Regions from separate parts of the Homo sapiens genome. Here region 1 is linked to region 2. A link is an interaction called in ENCODE POLR2A ChIA-PET data of the cell type or tissue named here. Cell type or tissue: OCI-LY7. All regions are shown on one strand. Links, peaks and the distances in the headings refer to the core of each region. The heading gives the core; the rest is flanking DNA.

The links. ChIA-PET counts read pairs that join two places held together with the same protein. Peaks named below come from ENCODE experiments on the same cell type or tissue, not always from the same donor. Only the 100,000 strongest peaks of a DNase experiment are listed, where the experiment ranks them.
Region 1: POLR2A ChIA-PET joins it to region 2 with 5 read pairs; 3 of 35 experiments call an interaction of 5 or more read pairs at or near these places.

The regions. Positions count from the first base shown.
Region 1 is chr19:47,719,717-47,727,206 of GRCh38, forward strand. It overlaps EHD2 (EH domain containing 2), which reads left to right. Exons shown (of 6, transcript NM_014601.4): 4 at 6,096-6,508. Among named protein-coding and RNA genes, the nearest start is that of EHD2, 10 kb to the left of the region's middle. RefSeq lists an enhancer at 5,782-6,548. In OCI-LY7, for the core only: no CTCF peak of the experiment used is centred there; no DNase peak of the experiment used is centred there.
Region 2 is chr19:47,258,165-47,265,654 of GRCh38, forward strand. CCDC9 (coiled-coil domain containing 9) reads left to right here. Exons shown (of 12, transcript NM_015603.3): 2 at 166-239; 3 at 395-499; 4 at 2,157-2,258; 5 at 2,424-2,675; 6 at 6,439-6,522; 7 at 6,609-6,782. The coding sequence starts at 237. Among named protein-coding and RNA genes, the nearest start is that of CCDC9, 5.4 kb to the left of the region's middle. In OCI-LY7, for the core only: no CTCF peak of the experiment used is centred there; a DNase peak (open chromatin) is centred at 4,457; H3K27ac peaks cover 794 bases.

The DNA.
Region 1 (7,490 bases), core at 1,078-6,077, 460 kb after region 2:
AAACGATTGGGAGGACACGCTGCCAGCTGAGGGGGAGGAATTCCTGGGGCTCCCACCCCAGGGCCTGGACCTGGGACAGCGGGAGGGAGAGGCTCTCTCAGCCAGGGCAGGGGTGCCGGCAGGGGGGTTCAAAGGCCATGGGTGGTGGGGGAGTGGGGAACGGGGTCTCCCTCCCTGGCCTTGAGGATAGAGGAAGAGGAGGAGAGAGTGTCCAGCTGTTGGTGTGTATATGTGTGTGTGTGTGTGTGTGTGTGACTTTGTGTATATCTTGGGAAAGTGTGTCATTATGAGTGTACTCCTGGGTGTGGTGGTTCCACGCATTTGTGTATAGCAGTGGACGTGCCTCATTGTGGCCATGGCTCTGAGGTTGTATGACTTTGAATTGTGTACATGCCTCTGTGTGTGTGTGTGTGTGTGCGCATGTGCCTATAATTGTGGCTGGAAGACTTTGTTTTGTTTGTTTTTGAGACAGAGTCTCACTCTGTCGCCCAGGCTGGAGTGGAGTGGCGCGATCTCGGCTCACTGCAACCTTTGCCTCCCGAGTTCAAGTGGCTCTGCTGCCTCAGCCTCCTGAGTAGCCAGGACTACAGGCGCCCGCCGCACCCATGTCCGGCTAATTTTTGTATTTTTTTTTAGTAGAGACGGGATTTCACCATGTTGGCCAGGCTGGTCTCGAACTCCTGACCTCAGGTGATCCTCCTGCCTTGGCCTCCCAAAGTGCTGGGATTACAGGTGTGAGCCACCATGCCCGGCCTGCTGGATGACTTTGTGTGACTCTGAAGGGCTGTGTAGGGCTATGAGAGACTTTGTGGGATAGTGTGCAACTGATTCTGTCCCTATATACTGTTATATTGTGACGTGTGTGTGTGAGAGAGACAGACATAAAGGGCAACTTTTGTCTATGTGTCTATGTGGATTTAGTGTGTATCATTGTAGGTGTGAGTCTGACATTGTGTGCCTGTGTGTGAGATGGTCTAGGCATATATGTGTATCTGGGCTGTGGGCTGTGTGTGACTTTGTGTGGCTGCATGGGGCGGTCAGGGCTGCGGGGATTTTGTGGGACTGTGTGTGACTACCTGTGATTGTATCTCCGGATACAGTTGTGTGCTTCTGTGTGGTGTTGTGTATGTGAGAATGTGTGTGTGTGCAGGAGTGCATCTTTTGTGTAACTGTGTGTGATTACGTCTGTGTGTGTGCCTTTGGATTTGGGAGGGCATGGGAGGTTATGTGTGTGCGACTGTGTCTGTGTGGGTGTGCATGCATGTGTGCCTCTGTACCTGTGTGTTCGTGCAGGTCTCTGTGTCTATGCCGTGTGTGCATCTCACATTATCTTTGTGATTGTGTGACCACAAACATCTGTGTAGGTCCCAGATTGTGAACACGGGTATGTCTGGGAGCCTGCATCTTGTAGTAATTGGCTATGTTTGTGTCTGGATGTGCTACTGGGGGTGTGTGTGTGTGTGTGTGTGTGTGTGTGTGTATGCGAGCTCATGTGTGTGGCTGCCTCTGCATGTAAGATGTGTGAACACACGCATGTGTGATTGTAGCATAGTAAAGCCCTCAAATCTGGGCTCTGCTACTTTTATTTATTTATGTTATGCTACTTTTTTTTTTTTGAGATGGAGTCTTACTCTGTCTTCCAGGCTGGAGTGCAGTGGTGCGACCTCGGCTCGCTGCAACCTCCGCCTCCTGGGTTCAAGCAATTCTCTGCCTCAGCCTCCGGAGTAGCTGGGATTACAGGCGCCTGCCACCATGCCCGGCTAATTTTTTTGTATTTTTAGTAGAGACGGGGTTTCGCCGTCTTAGCCAGGCAGGTCTTGAACTCCTGACCTCGTGATCCACCCACCTCGGCCTCCCAAAGTGTTGGGATTACAGGCATGAGCCACCGCCCAGCCTATTTTCTGCTGCTTTTAAACTGTGGGACCTTAGGCAAGCCACTTAACCTCTCTTTGCCTCAGTTTTCTTACCTGCAAAATGGGAATAATGGGCTGGGCGCAGTGGTTCACGCCTGTAATCCCAGCAGTTTGAGAGGCCAAGGTGGGCAGATTACCTGAGGTCAGGAGTTCGAGACCAGCCTGGGCAACATGGTGAAACCCTGTCTATACTAAAAATACAAAAATTAGCTGGGTGTGGTGGTGCTTGCCTGTAATCCCACCTACTCGGGAGGCTGAGGCAGAAGAATTGCTTGAACCCAGGAGGTGGAGGTTGCAGTGAGCCGAGCTCATGACACTGCACTCCAGCCTGGGCGATAGAGTGAGACTTGGTCTCAAAAATAAACAAACAGAAAAACAAAACACACACACACACACACACACACACACACACACACACACACACACACTGGGAATAATAATACTAGCGGCCTCATAGTTGTCCTAAAGGTTAAATTAGTTAAAACATACAAAGCACTTAGAAGGTGCACACTTGTGTGTGCACACAGTAGGCGCTATGGAAGTGCCAACAATGCCTGTTTTCGCTGGGTGAGTGCCGTTGTGGGCCCAAGGTTCCTTTTTGCCACGTCTCCCATCCCACACTGACTCAACCTCTCTCCCTTCTTCCCTCCCCGCCCCATGAGACACACTTTCCGAATCTGGGCCAGTATGTGTGTTTGTGGAGACACCGGGAGGGAGGGGGGGCTCCAGTTGCTGTCCCTCCAGTGACTTGGCCCTTCCTCCCCCAAAACAACGGCCCCCAACCCCATCCCGGTCCCTGCGTTGCCCGCAAGGAGGCTGCTTCCTCTCAGGCAGGATGGGTGCAAGCACCAGCTCCCCGGAGGAGCATAGGGGCCCATGGGACTCCTCTTCTGTCGCCTCTTACCTGTGTGTCTTGAGTAAGTCCCCTAACTTCTCTCTCTTTTTTTTTTTTTGAGACGGAGTTTCGCTCTTGTTGCCCAGGCTGGAGTGCAGTGGCAGGACCTTGGCTCACTGCAACCTCCGCCTCCTGGGTTCAAGTGATTCTCCTGCCTCAGCCTCCCGAATAGCTGGGATTACAGGTGCCCACCACCACACCCAGCTAATTTTTTTGTATTTTTAGTGGAGACGGGGTTTCACTATGTTGGTCAGGCTGGTCTCGAACTCCTGACCTCAGGTGATCCACCCGCCTCAGCCTCCCAAAGTGCTGGGATTGCAGGCGTGAGCCACCACGCCTAGCTAGTCCCCTAACTTCTCTGTGCCTCAGTTTCCTCATCTGGAAAATGGGGTCAGAACAGTGCCCACCTCCTGGGGTTGTTGTGAAGAGTCACTGAGTGAGCTCTAGCTGGAGGGCATGAAGTCAGTAAATCAGGGCTAGCTCCTTGTTCTGCCAGTTAACTCTTCGTCCTCCGGGTTCCCACTCTGCCTTCCCTCCTCCTGGAAGTCCTCCTTGACCCCCAGGCTGGGGGTTGGGTCAGGCACTGGCCCTGGGCTCCCACAGCTCCCTGGATCCCCCTGCCCACCCTGGGCTGACCACTCAGGGGCCAGGTCTGTGTCCCCAGTGGGCTGAGAGATGTAAGGACAAAGCTGAAACTGCCTCAGCCTCCACACACACAGCAGGGACCACAGAGGGTGCTTCCCAGTGGGTGACATCACCATGACTTGCTGAGTGCTTACCGTACATCCAGCACTGTTTTTAAAAAAACAGTTTCATTGAGGATTAACGTACACGCCATAAAAACTCAACCATTATGGCCGGGCTCAGTGGCTCATGCCTGTAATCTCAGCACTTTGGGAGGCTGAGGTGGGCGGATAATGAGGTCAAGAGATGGAGACCATCCTGGCCAACATGGTGAAAACCCATCTCTACTAAAAATACAGAAATTAGCTGGGTGTGGTGGCACCTGTAATCCCAGCTACTCGGGAGGCTGAGGCAGGAGAATTGCTTGAACTCGAGAGGCAGAGGTTGCAGTGACCTGAGATCGCGCCACTGCACTCCAACCTGGGCGACAGCGAGACTCCGTCTGAAAAAAAAAAAAAAAAAAAAGCTCAACCATTTTTTTTTTTAAAGAGACAAGGTCTTGCTCTGTCTGCAGGCTGGAGTGCAATGACGCAATCATGGCTCACTGCAGCCTCCAACTGCTGGGCTCAAGTGATCCTCTTGCTTCCTCCTCCTGAGTAGCTGAGACTACAGATGCATGCCAACATGTGTGGATAATTTTTTATTTTATTTTTTTCTGTAGAGACAGGGTCTTGTCATCTTGCCCAGGCTGGTCTCAAACTCCCAGGCTCAAGCGATCCTCCTGCCTCTACCTCCCAAAGTGCTGGGATTACAGGTGTGAGCCACTCTGTCTGGCCACTTCCATCATTTTTAAATGTACAGTTCAATGCCAGGCATTATTTTAAGCTCTTTATATATATTAGCTCATTTATATTCTTTTAATCTTCACAACAGTCTTTTTTTTTTTTTGAGACAGAGTCTCACTCTGTCGCCCAGACTGGAGTGCAGTGATGCTATCTCGGCTCACTGCAACCTCTGCCTCCCAGGCTCAAGCGATTCTCGTGCCTCAGCCTTCTGAATATGTGGGACCATAGGCATGAGCCACCAACACCGGGCTAATTTTTTTGTATTTTTAGGGCTAGGCTGGTCTTGAACTCCTGGCCTCAATTGATCTGCCCACTTCAGCCTCCCAAAGTGCTGGGATTACAGGTTTGAGCCATCACACCTGGCTTCACAACAGTCCTATGATTTGCATTTTACAGAAAAGAAAACACAAGTTCAGAGAGGTTAAGCTACTTGCCTAAGGTCACACAGTGGATGGGGGCAGAGGAGGGACTCAACTCCAGGTCTTCCAGACAGCTAAGTCAGGGGGTCTCAATCGCTTCTCTCTGCTCTCCTCAGCATTGCTTGTTGGTGAATAAATGAGTGAAGAAGCAAAGGTGAGAATGAGTGGATGAAGGAGTGAATGAGGAAATGAATGGTGAAAGGAATGAATGAATGAGCATGGGAACCCATGGCTGGGATGGGTGCTTCATAAGAGCAAGAATCTTGTCTGTGTGTTCTCTGCGGTATCCCAGGCTCCCAGGACAGGGCTTGGCACACATGAGACTCTCAGTAAGTATTGCTAAATAAATGCAAAATATTTAACTTCTCAGCCTGGCCAACATGGTGAAACCCCGTCTCTACTAAAAATACAGAAATTAGCCAGGGTGGTGGTGCATGCCTGTAATCCCAGCTACTCGGGAGGCTGAGGCAGGAGAATTGCTTGAACCTGGGAGGTGGAGGTGGAGGTTGCAGTGAGCCACATTCATGCCACTGCACTCCAGCCTGGGCGACAGAGTGAGACTCTGTCTCAAAAAAAAAAAAAAAAAAAAAAAAAAAAAAAAAAAAAATTATCATCTGCTATGGCAAGAGCACAGCTATCCAGCATGAACTCTAGTTGCTGGATCGTGGGGAGATACAACAGGTCCTGGGGAGGAGCTGGGGTGATAGAGGCATGTGGCAGGCTTGGGGGTTCCATAGAAGCACAGGGGGATCTCTTAGCAAACATGTCAGTATTTTTAACAACCTATATGTACATACCGACGCACACCTGTAATAACTGCTTAATGAATGAGCAAATGAAAAAATGGAGGCCGTGAGGCTGGGCGCGGTGGCCCACGCCTGTAATCCCAACATTTTGGAGGCTGAGGCAGGAGGATCAGTTGAGCTCAGGAGTTTGAGACTAGCCCGGCAGCCCGGGTAACATAGTGAGATCCCATCTCTACTCAAAAAAAAAAAAAAAAAAAAAAATTAGCCAGGTGTGGTGATGCGCGCCTGCAGTCCCAGCTACTAGGGAGGCTGAGGTGGGAGGATCACCTGAGCTCCGGGAAGCAGAGGTTGCAGGGAGGCGTGATCCCGCCATTGTGCTCGAGCAAAGGAAAAGGGGGATGATTGCCCCCTGTAGCCAGATGGCTTGAGGGGCTGGGGCCAGAGCGAGGGGGGAAATTCTGGGCACTGGAGAGCCAGAGCAGTAGTGCCCACTGAGGGCCTTGGCTATTTTGCCCAGACAGGATTTGGACAGCCAACAACGTGAACATCTTTACAGTCCAATATGCAAGAGAATGGGATACTACTGAGAATGGCTGGAGGGTGGGGGTCTGATTTCTGCCCCTTGCGCCCCTGTCTCTCCACTCCCACTCCAGGCTACGACTTCCCGGCCGTGCTGCGCTGGTTCGCGGAGCGCGTGGACCTCATCATCCTGCTCTTTGATGCGCACAAGCTGGAGATCTCGGACGAGTTCTCAGAGGCCATCGGCGCGTTGCGGGGCCATGAGGACAAGATCCGCGTGGTGCTCAACAAGGCCGACATGGTGGAGACGCAGCAGCTGATGCGCGTCTACGGCGCGCTCATGTGGGCGCTGGGCAAGGTGGTGGGCACGCCCGAGGTGCTGCGCGTCTACATCGGCTCCTTCTGGTCCCAGCCCCTCCTCGTGCCCGACAACCGGCGCCTCTTCGAGCTGGAGGAGCAGGACCTCTTCCGCGACATCCAGGGCCTGCCCCGGCACGCAGCCTTGCGCAAGCTCAACGACCTGGTGAAGAGGGCCCGGCTGGTGCGAGTGAGTAGTCCTGAGGGCTGGGCGCGCATTCTTGGAGGAGGTTTCCTCGGTCCTCTCCTACCAGTGCTGTGAGTCCCTGACTTATCAGGGCCCAGGTTAGTTAGTTCTCTTGAAGTTGGGTCATTCTGGCACAGAGTGAAGCCGGGAGGAAGAACTGTATGGAGAGACTCATTCCTCTGCCTTTGGATTTCTGTGTCAACTCCGTGTCACCCTGGCTTCTCTGTCCTGGTATTTCTATTTCTTCTTCCTCTTCCTCCTCCTCCTCCTTCTCTTCTTCTTCTTCCTCTTTTTCTTCTTTCTTCTCTCTTTCCTCCTCCTCCTCTTCTTCTCCCTCCTCCTCCTCCTTCTTCTCTTTCTTCCTCCCCTTCCTCCTTCCTTCCTTCCTTCCTCTGTTCCTCTCTCCCTTCCTCCCTCCTCCCTTCCTCCTTCCTTACATCCTCTTTCGTTCCCTCTTCTTCCTTCTTTTTTAAGAGATGGAGTCTCGCTCTCTTGCCCTGGCTGGAATGCAATGATGCAATCACAGCTCACCACAGCCTTGAACTCCTGGGCTCAAGTGATCCTTCCTCCTTAGCCTGCCCCAAGTAGCTGAGACCACAGGCACGTGTCACCACGCCCAGCTAATTTTTTATTTTTTGTAGAGTCGAGGTCTTACTGTGTTGCCCAGGCTGGTCTTGAACTCCTGCCCTCAAGTGATCCTCCCCTTTTGGCCTCCCAAAGTGCTGGGATTGCAGGCATGAGTATGTTGAATTTTTGAACTTCCTATAAAATATAGACAGACAAATACTCATTATTCTACCCTCTTTATTTTTTGATAATTTATAAGATTGTGGTTCAAAGGTTTCCAAGTTCATTGGTTTATTCCACAAATATTTCTTTTTCTTCTTCTTTTCTTTTTTTGAGACGGAGTTTTGCTCTTATTGCCCAGGCTGGAGTGCAATGGCGTGATCTCGGCTCACCACAACCTCCGCCTCCTGAATTCAAG
Region 2 (7,490 bases), core at 1,392-6,391:
ATGGAGAAGATGGAGGTGGCAGTTGAAAGGAGGGAGAGTGAGGGCTACAATTCTCTTGGGGTACAGGGTTTTTTGTGTATGGCTGTGAGGATCCCGCAGTATGTTAGAGGGTGAAGTAGGTTGGGGGGCCATTGGCCTTTGTCCTTTTTTTCCCTCTGTCCCCAGGAACCCTCAGTGCTGCGTCTAGATTCTGCAGGGGAGGTTTGCTGGGACCTTGGCTCCACGCAGCCAGCGAAATGGTGAGGCTGAAAAATGGGGTCTCTAGAATCTGAGTTTTGGGGAAGGGGGCTTGGGAGGATGGGATCCATAGGGGCAGACTCTCAGACCCTGGGGGAAAGTCCCTGGTATGGATGGAGGTTTTTCCTTCCATCCCTCAACTGCCTCCCGGTCTCAGGCAGCCACACTCGATTTGAAATCAAAGGAGGAGAAGGATGCTGAGTTGGACAAGAGGATCGAGGCTCTTCGGCGGAAGAATGAGGCCCTCATCCGGCGCTACCAGGTGCCCTAGCCCCGCCCTGGGAGACCCCATCCCCTCTCTTCCCCGCAGTGAGTTTTTCTCACCTCTCCCTTCCTTAAAACCTTTTCATGGCTCCCCATCACTGTCAGGATAAAGGCCAAAGGCCTTAGCCTGACATCCCTTCTTTCATTCCATTATTCATTCATTCATTCATTTGTTCACAAATATTCCCCAAGATCTTTACCAGCCCCAGTGCTGAGTGGTGCTGGGGATATAGCTGTGACTGAGACAGACCCAGGCCTGCCCCCTCCAGGGTCCACCGTCTAGTCAGGGAGACAGCCCTGTCCTCAGGGATGCCCCAGAGCAGACAAGTCTGGAATCAGGAAATTCAGGGGTCTGTGGGAGTCCAGAGGAGGCTCTTGACCCAGCCTTGGGGATATCAGGGAGGGCTTCCTGGAGGAGTGGACTCTGAGGCTTGAGTGGTGAGTAGACAATAGCCAGTTGAAAAGGCGAGGGGAACATGTTTCAGGCAGAAAGAACAGTTTGTGCAAATGTTGGAAGCAAGAGAGAGCTTGGAGCTTCAAGTTGGAGGGTTGGTTAGGAGAGAATTGACCTGGGCAGGTCAGCAGGGGCCAGGCTGTGCTAGGCCCTGAATGCCACCAGGATGAGTTTGGACTTTGTCCTGAGGGCACTGGGGAGCCAGGGAGAGCCTTGAGCAGGGGTGGGACCGGTCAGAACAGCTCTTTAGGAAGACGCCTCTGGGTGCTGTGCGGTGGTGGGTGCGAGGAGGTGATACTGGAGCCCAGAGACCAAGGAGGAAGCTGGGGCTGGAACCCTAGTGGGAGAGGAGGTACCTGGCTCAGGGCAGGGCTGTTGAGAGGGACTCAGTTACTGATGGGCAGTTCAGGGCAGGGGGAGGAAGAGGGAGGATTTAGGACAAGGCTGCTGAGTAGGTGATGTGGCTCTCCCTGAGATGGGATCTGGGAGGTGGCATGGGTTTCATTTATTCATTCTTCATGTATTCATTCATTTTAAAAAAGGCATATTGAATTTCCCTTGTGGGCCAGGCAGCGTTCTAGACTTGGGATACACGTCAGTGACATACATCACTGAAAGCAGACAGACATTCCTGTCCCCAGGCAGATTCTGCCGTAGTGGAGGAAGCAGACAGTGAGCGAGACGCATATGGTGCTGGGTGCAAATGGGATGAGAACAGAGAGGGTGGCAGGGGAGCTGGTTTCCACAGGGTGCTCAGGGAAGGCCTCACGAGAAGGCAGCATTGGAGCAGAGACCTACAGGAGGTGAGGGGTTGGAGGGTCTCTGGGAAAAGTGTTCCTGGCAGAGGGATCCGCTGGCGCAAAGCCCCTGAGGCAGGTTTCAGCCTGGTATGTTGTGGGAATAGCAAGGAAGCCGGAGTGATCGTGGGGAGAGGGTGAGAGATGAGGTCGGGGAGGTACCAAGGCCAGACCCCACGGGTCCCACAGGCTGTGGGGAAGGCTGTTACTCAGAGGGGCACCACAGGAACGTTCTGAGTGGGGCTGCAACGTGCTGAGGTTTGAGGGATATGAGCGGCCTTCTTGTTCAGAGTCCAGGAGAGAGGCCTGGGCTGGGGCCAGACTTAGGAGGAGTTCAGGGGTCTGGGAGTCCGTCTGGCAGACAGGGCACCTGATGCTTCCCTACCCCGGCTGTCTGCTCCTAGGAGATTGAGGAAGACCGTAAGAAAGCTGAACTTGAGGGAGTCGCAGTCACAGCTCCCCGAAAGGGCCGCTCAGTGGAGAAGGAGAACGTGGCAGTGGAGTCGGTGAGCTCGTCACTGGGGTGTGGGACCCTGAGGATGGGGAGGGGCAGAGGGTTGAGGCCTGGGACCCAGGAGCCCCCAGCTGTCCTGCACCAGTGGGTGGCCTCCATCCTGGCCGCATGCCTCCCTGCCCCAGTGACTGTATTTTCCCCATCTCCCCTCTTCCAGGAGAAGAACCTGGGTCCTTCCCGGAGGTCTCCTGGGACCCCTCGGCCCCCAGGGGCCAGCAAGGGGGGCCGGACTCCTCCACAGCAGGGAGGCCGGGCCGGCATGGGCCGAGCATCGCGCAGCTGGGAGGGCAGCCCCGGGGAGCAGCCTCGAGGAGGAGGAGCTGGGGGCCGTGGCCGGAGGGGCCGGGGCCGAGGTTCACCTCACCTCTCTGGAGCTGGAGACACCTCAATCTCTGACCGTAAATCCAAGGTAGGAGCTAGGCAGCGCCTGGAGCCCTGGCTGAGGTTCTCTGTTGTCTGTTTCTGTTTTTTCCTCCTCTCAGATGCACATTTGTCCTGTGTGTCCATCTTTCAGTATCTCTCTCTGAGCCTTTGCATCTGGCTCTGTTTCTCTCTTCCTCCACCTCCTTCTCCTCCTCCTGCTCCCCCTCTTCTAGTTCCCCCTGTTCCTTCCCTCTCACGCCTAGAGCTCGTGTGTTTTTCCTTGTCTCTTTCTCTCCTACTCCTGCTCCCCGTCTTCTTGTTCCTCCTCGCCTTCCTTCCCTCCCCTCTCCTGCTTAGTGCTGCGTGTCCCTCCCTGTCCCTCTCTGTCTCCCTTTTTCTCGCTCTCTGGTGCATGCTTGCCCACTCATCCTCCGTCCCCATCTCTCCTCCCTTTCTGGCACTGTGTGTCTGTCTGGTGGGCTCTCTCTATCTGGTGTGCTTGTGAGCACAGGCTCTGTGTGGCATTCTGTTTCTGTGTGTTTCTCTTGGTCCCCGGCTTTGGTTATGGGGAGCAGTGATTTTACTGTAACTACCTCACTCACCCCTGACGTGCAGGTCAGCAGGGTGGGAGTCTGTCTAGCTGAGTGGCTTACAGCCCACCGTGGACATGGGTTGAATCTGGTTCTGTGAGCTACCTGGCCTTGGGCAGCTCACTTCCCCTGTGAGCTTCTGGTTCTAGCACTTACACGGGAATAAGAAAATTCAAAAATTAGCTGGACGTGGTGGTGGGCACCTGTAATCCCAGCTACTTGGGAGGCTGAGGCAGGAGGATCACTTAAACCTGGGAGGTGGAGGTCACAGTGAGCCGAGATCATGCCACTGCACTCCAGCCTGGGCGACAGAATGAGACTCTGTATCAAAAAAAAAAAAAAAAAAAAAAAATGCTGGGCGTGGTGGCTCACGAGGCCTGTAATCCCAGCACTTTGGGAGGCTGAGGTGGGCGGATCACCTGAAGTCAGGAGTTCGAGACCAGCCTGGCCAACATGGCGAAACCCCATCTCTACTAAAAGTACAAAAATTAGCCGGGTGTGGTGGCACACGCCTGTAATCCCAGCTACTCGGGAGGCTGAGGCAGAAGAATTGCTTGAACCTGGGAGGTGGAGGTTGCAGTGAGCCGAGATTGCGCCATTGTACTCCAGCCTGGACAACAAGAGTGAAACTCCGTCTCAAAAAAAAAAAAATAATTAGACTTAAATTGGGCATGCCAAGCTGCTGTCACACAAAGACTCCAAAAATTTCATGACCTAAGTGGAGTAGGAGTTTATTTCTCCCTTGTATGCTGAGCCCTGCAGGGAGGTGGGTGGTCCAGGGGGTGAGGCCCTGCTCCATGATGTCACTCAGGGACCCAGGTTCCTGCTTTTTTTTTTTTTTTTTTTTTCTTGAGACAGAGTCTCACTTTGTTGCCCAGGCTAGAGTGCAGTGGCATGATCTTGGCTCACTGCAACCTCCGCCTCCTGGGTTCAAGCAATTCTTGTGCTTCAGCCTCCCAAGTAGCTGGGATTACAGGTGTGCACCACCACACCCGGCTAGTTTTTGTGTTTTCAGTAGAGATGGGGTTTCGCCATGTTGGCCAGGCTGGCCTTGAACTCCTGACCTCAGGTGATCCTACCGCCTCGGCCTCCCAAAATGCTGCGATGACATGTGTGAGCTGCTGCGCCCGGCCTGGTTCCTGTTTTTGTTGCTTGGTGGCCCCTAGGTCCTGGTCATTGTCTGTGGTAACAGCTGGGTTGCCGACATGGTTGCGGTTCAGTTCACAGGAAGGGGAAAGATAAGTCTGCTTTATCACTTTTGGTCATGTCCTGTTGGTGAGAACTTAGACACCTGGTCATACCTAACCTCAAAGGAGACTGGGAAATGAAAACGTTGTCTACAGCTGGCTGGCTATTTGCCCATCTAAAATTTTGTCACTAGCTTGGTTACTAGTAACAAGTAGTTACTAGCTACTTGGAATGCTGGGTGCTGTGGTATGGGCTTGTGGTCCTAGCTACTTGGGAAGCTAAGGTGGGAGGATCGCTTGAGCCCAGGAGTTTGAGACCAGGCTGGGCAACAGAGTGAGACCCCATCTCTATAAAAATTTTAAAAATTAACTGGACGTGGTGGTGTGCCCCTGTGGTCCCAGCTACTTACTTGGGAGGCTGAGCCAGCAGGATCACTTGGGAGGCTGAGCCTGGGAGGTCAAGGATGCAGTGAGCTGTGAACACACACCACTACATTCCAGCCTGGGCAACAGAGTAAGACCCTGTCTCAAAAAAAAAAAAAATCAATAAATTTTTGCTACCATGGAAGGAAGAAGGGGAGAACGGATTGTGGTTGGTGGGGGTAGGTCACCTAACCATCTGCCAAGTAATTACTGTTATTACCACCACTATGATTGCGGCAACCTTGGTGTGCCAGGGCCCCCAGCACCCTGACACTGAACTCGCAGGTTCAGTGGTTTGCTAGAAAGACTCATGGCTTAGATTTATCACAGTGAAAGAGATCACAAAGCAAAATCAGCAGGGGGCGGGGTACCTGGGCTGAGGTCTGGAGGAAACCCGGCATGAACTTCCAAGAGTCCTTTCCCTGTGGAGTCCCAGGGGATGCGCTGAATTCCTCCAGCACTGAATTGTGACAACATGTGGCTTACCAGGGATGCCCACGAGAGATTCAGCACTCCAGGTTTTTAATTGGGGGCTGGTTTATTTTTATTTATTGTATTTATTTAGTTTTTAAAATTTCTTTTTGTTTTTGAGATGGAGTTTCACTCTTGTTGCCCAGGCTGGAGTGCAGTGGTATGATTTCGGCTCACTGCAACCTCCGCCTTTTGGTTTCAAGCAATTCTCCTGTCTCAGCCTCCCAAGTAGCTGGGATTACAGGTGCCCACCACCATGCCCGGCTAACTTTTGTATTTTTAGTAGAGACGGGGTTTCACCATGTTGGCCAGGCTGGTCTCGAACTCCTGACCTCGTGATCCACCTGCCTCGGCCTTCCAAAGTGCTGGGAATACAGGCGTGAGCCACTGTGCCCGACCCGTTATTTTTATTTTTATTTTATTTTATTTTTTGAGACAGAGTCCTACTCTGTTGCCCAGGCTGGAGTGCAGTGGCACAATCTCGGCTCACTGCAACGTCCACCTCCTGGGTTCAAGTGATTCTCTTGCCTCAGCCTCCCGAGCAGCTGGGATTACAGGCGCCCACCACCATGCTTGGCTAATTTTTTTCGTATTTTTAGTGAGATGGGGTTTCCCCATGTTAGCCAGCCTGGTCTCAAACTCCTGACCTCAGGTGATCCACCCACTTCGGCCTCCCAAAGTGCTGGGATTACAGGCGTGAGCCACCGCGCCCGGCCACTTTTAAAATTTTTTGTAGAGACAGGGTCTTGCTATGTTGCCTAGTCTGGCCTTGAACTCCTGGGCTGAAGCAATCCTCCTGCCTTGGCCTCCCAAAGTGCTTGGATTAGAGGTGTGAGCCACCATGTCAGCCTGGAGGCTAGTTTTGAACGCAGGCCCCTTCTGTCTAGTATGTACTGAAATTCCAGACCCCCCAGTAGGAAGGCGAATGCAGCGTACAGCGTGTTGTTCGCATAGTCCAAGCCTGGCCAGCCAGCCTCATCAGTTCACTGCTGACCTGGAGCACGCTGAGAGCAAATGGTCAGATGCCAGCAGGCCAGTCCGAGGAGAGGAGCCTCAGGCCTGCTGGGCAGCCCGTCTCCTGCACCGGCAGCTTAATAGTTCTCCCTGAAGCTGGGTGTCCCTATCTTTATCCCCCCAGGAGTGGGAGGAGCGGCGCAGGCAGAACATTGAGAAGATGAATGAGGAGATGGAGAAGATCGCCGAGTATGAGCGCAACCAGCGGGTCAGTGGTGCGGGTGTCCCCGAGGCAGGGCCGAGCTGCCTGGGCTGCGGGGAGCCCGCGCCAACCCCCTGCTCTGCTGCCTGCAGGAAGGGGTTCTTGAACCCAACCCAGTGCGGAACTTCCTGGACGACCCCCGGCGACGCAGCGGGCCCCTGGAGGAGTCTGAGCGGGACCGCCGGGAGGAGAGCCGCCGGCACGGCCGCAACTGGGGGGGCCCCGACTTCGAGCGGGTGCGCTGTGGCCTTGAGCACGAGCGGCAGGTGGGTGTTGGCAGTGAGGACACCTCGGGGCTCTCAGGGCTTTGATGGGGACTGCATAGCAGGAACCAGACAGATCAGGGCCATGGGGCCTCTCCTTTTTTGTGCCACAGCACAGGACTTTTTTTTTTTGAGACGGATTCTCGCTCTGTCACCCATTCTGGAGTGCAGTGGCACCATCTCGGCTCACTGCAGCCTTTGCCTCCTGGGCTCAAGCAATTCTGCCTCAGCCTCCCGAGTAGCTGGGATTACAGGCAAGTGCCACCACACCTGGCTAATTTTTTCGTATTTTGTAGAGACGGGGTTTCACCATGTTGGCCAGGCTAGTCTTGAACTCCTGACCTCAAGTGATCCACCTGCCTCGGCCTCCCAAAATGCTGGGATTATAGGTGTGAGCCACTGTGCTTGCCCAGGATTTTAATTATTAAGGATTTATGGTATGTTTTGTTTCCTGCCAAGGTAAATCTCCCCTCATTGTTAATGACACCAGCATTTATGAGGCACCTACCACATGGCAGGTGCTGTGTGAGGGGTGGGGACCTGGCCTAGAAGAGGAGGCAGGGGCAGTGTCCTTGCACTTGGTGGTCCACCCCTAAATTGTCCGTCTGTTGGTTCTTCTGTCAGTACCACGTGGCTCTAGTTGTTACAGCTTTGTGGTATGTTTGAGGGTTTTCTTGTTACTAACAGTATTGTTTACTGGGCACTTACTAT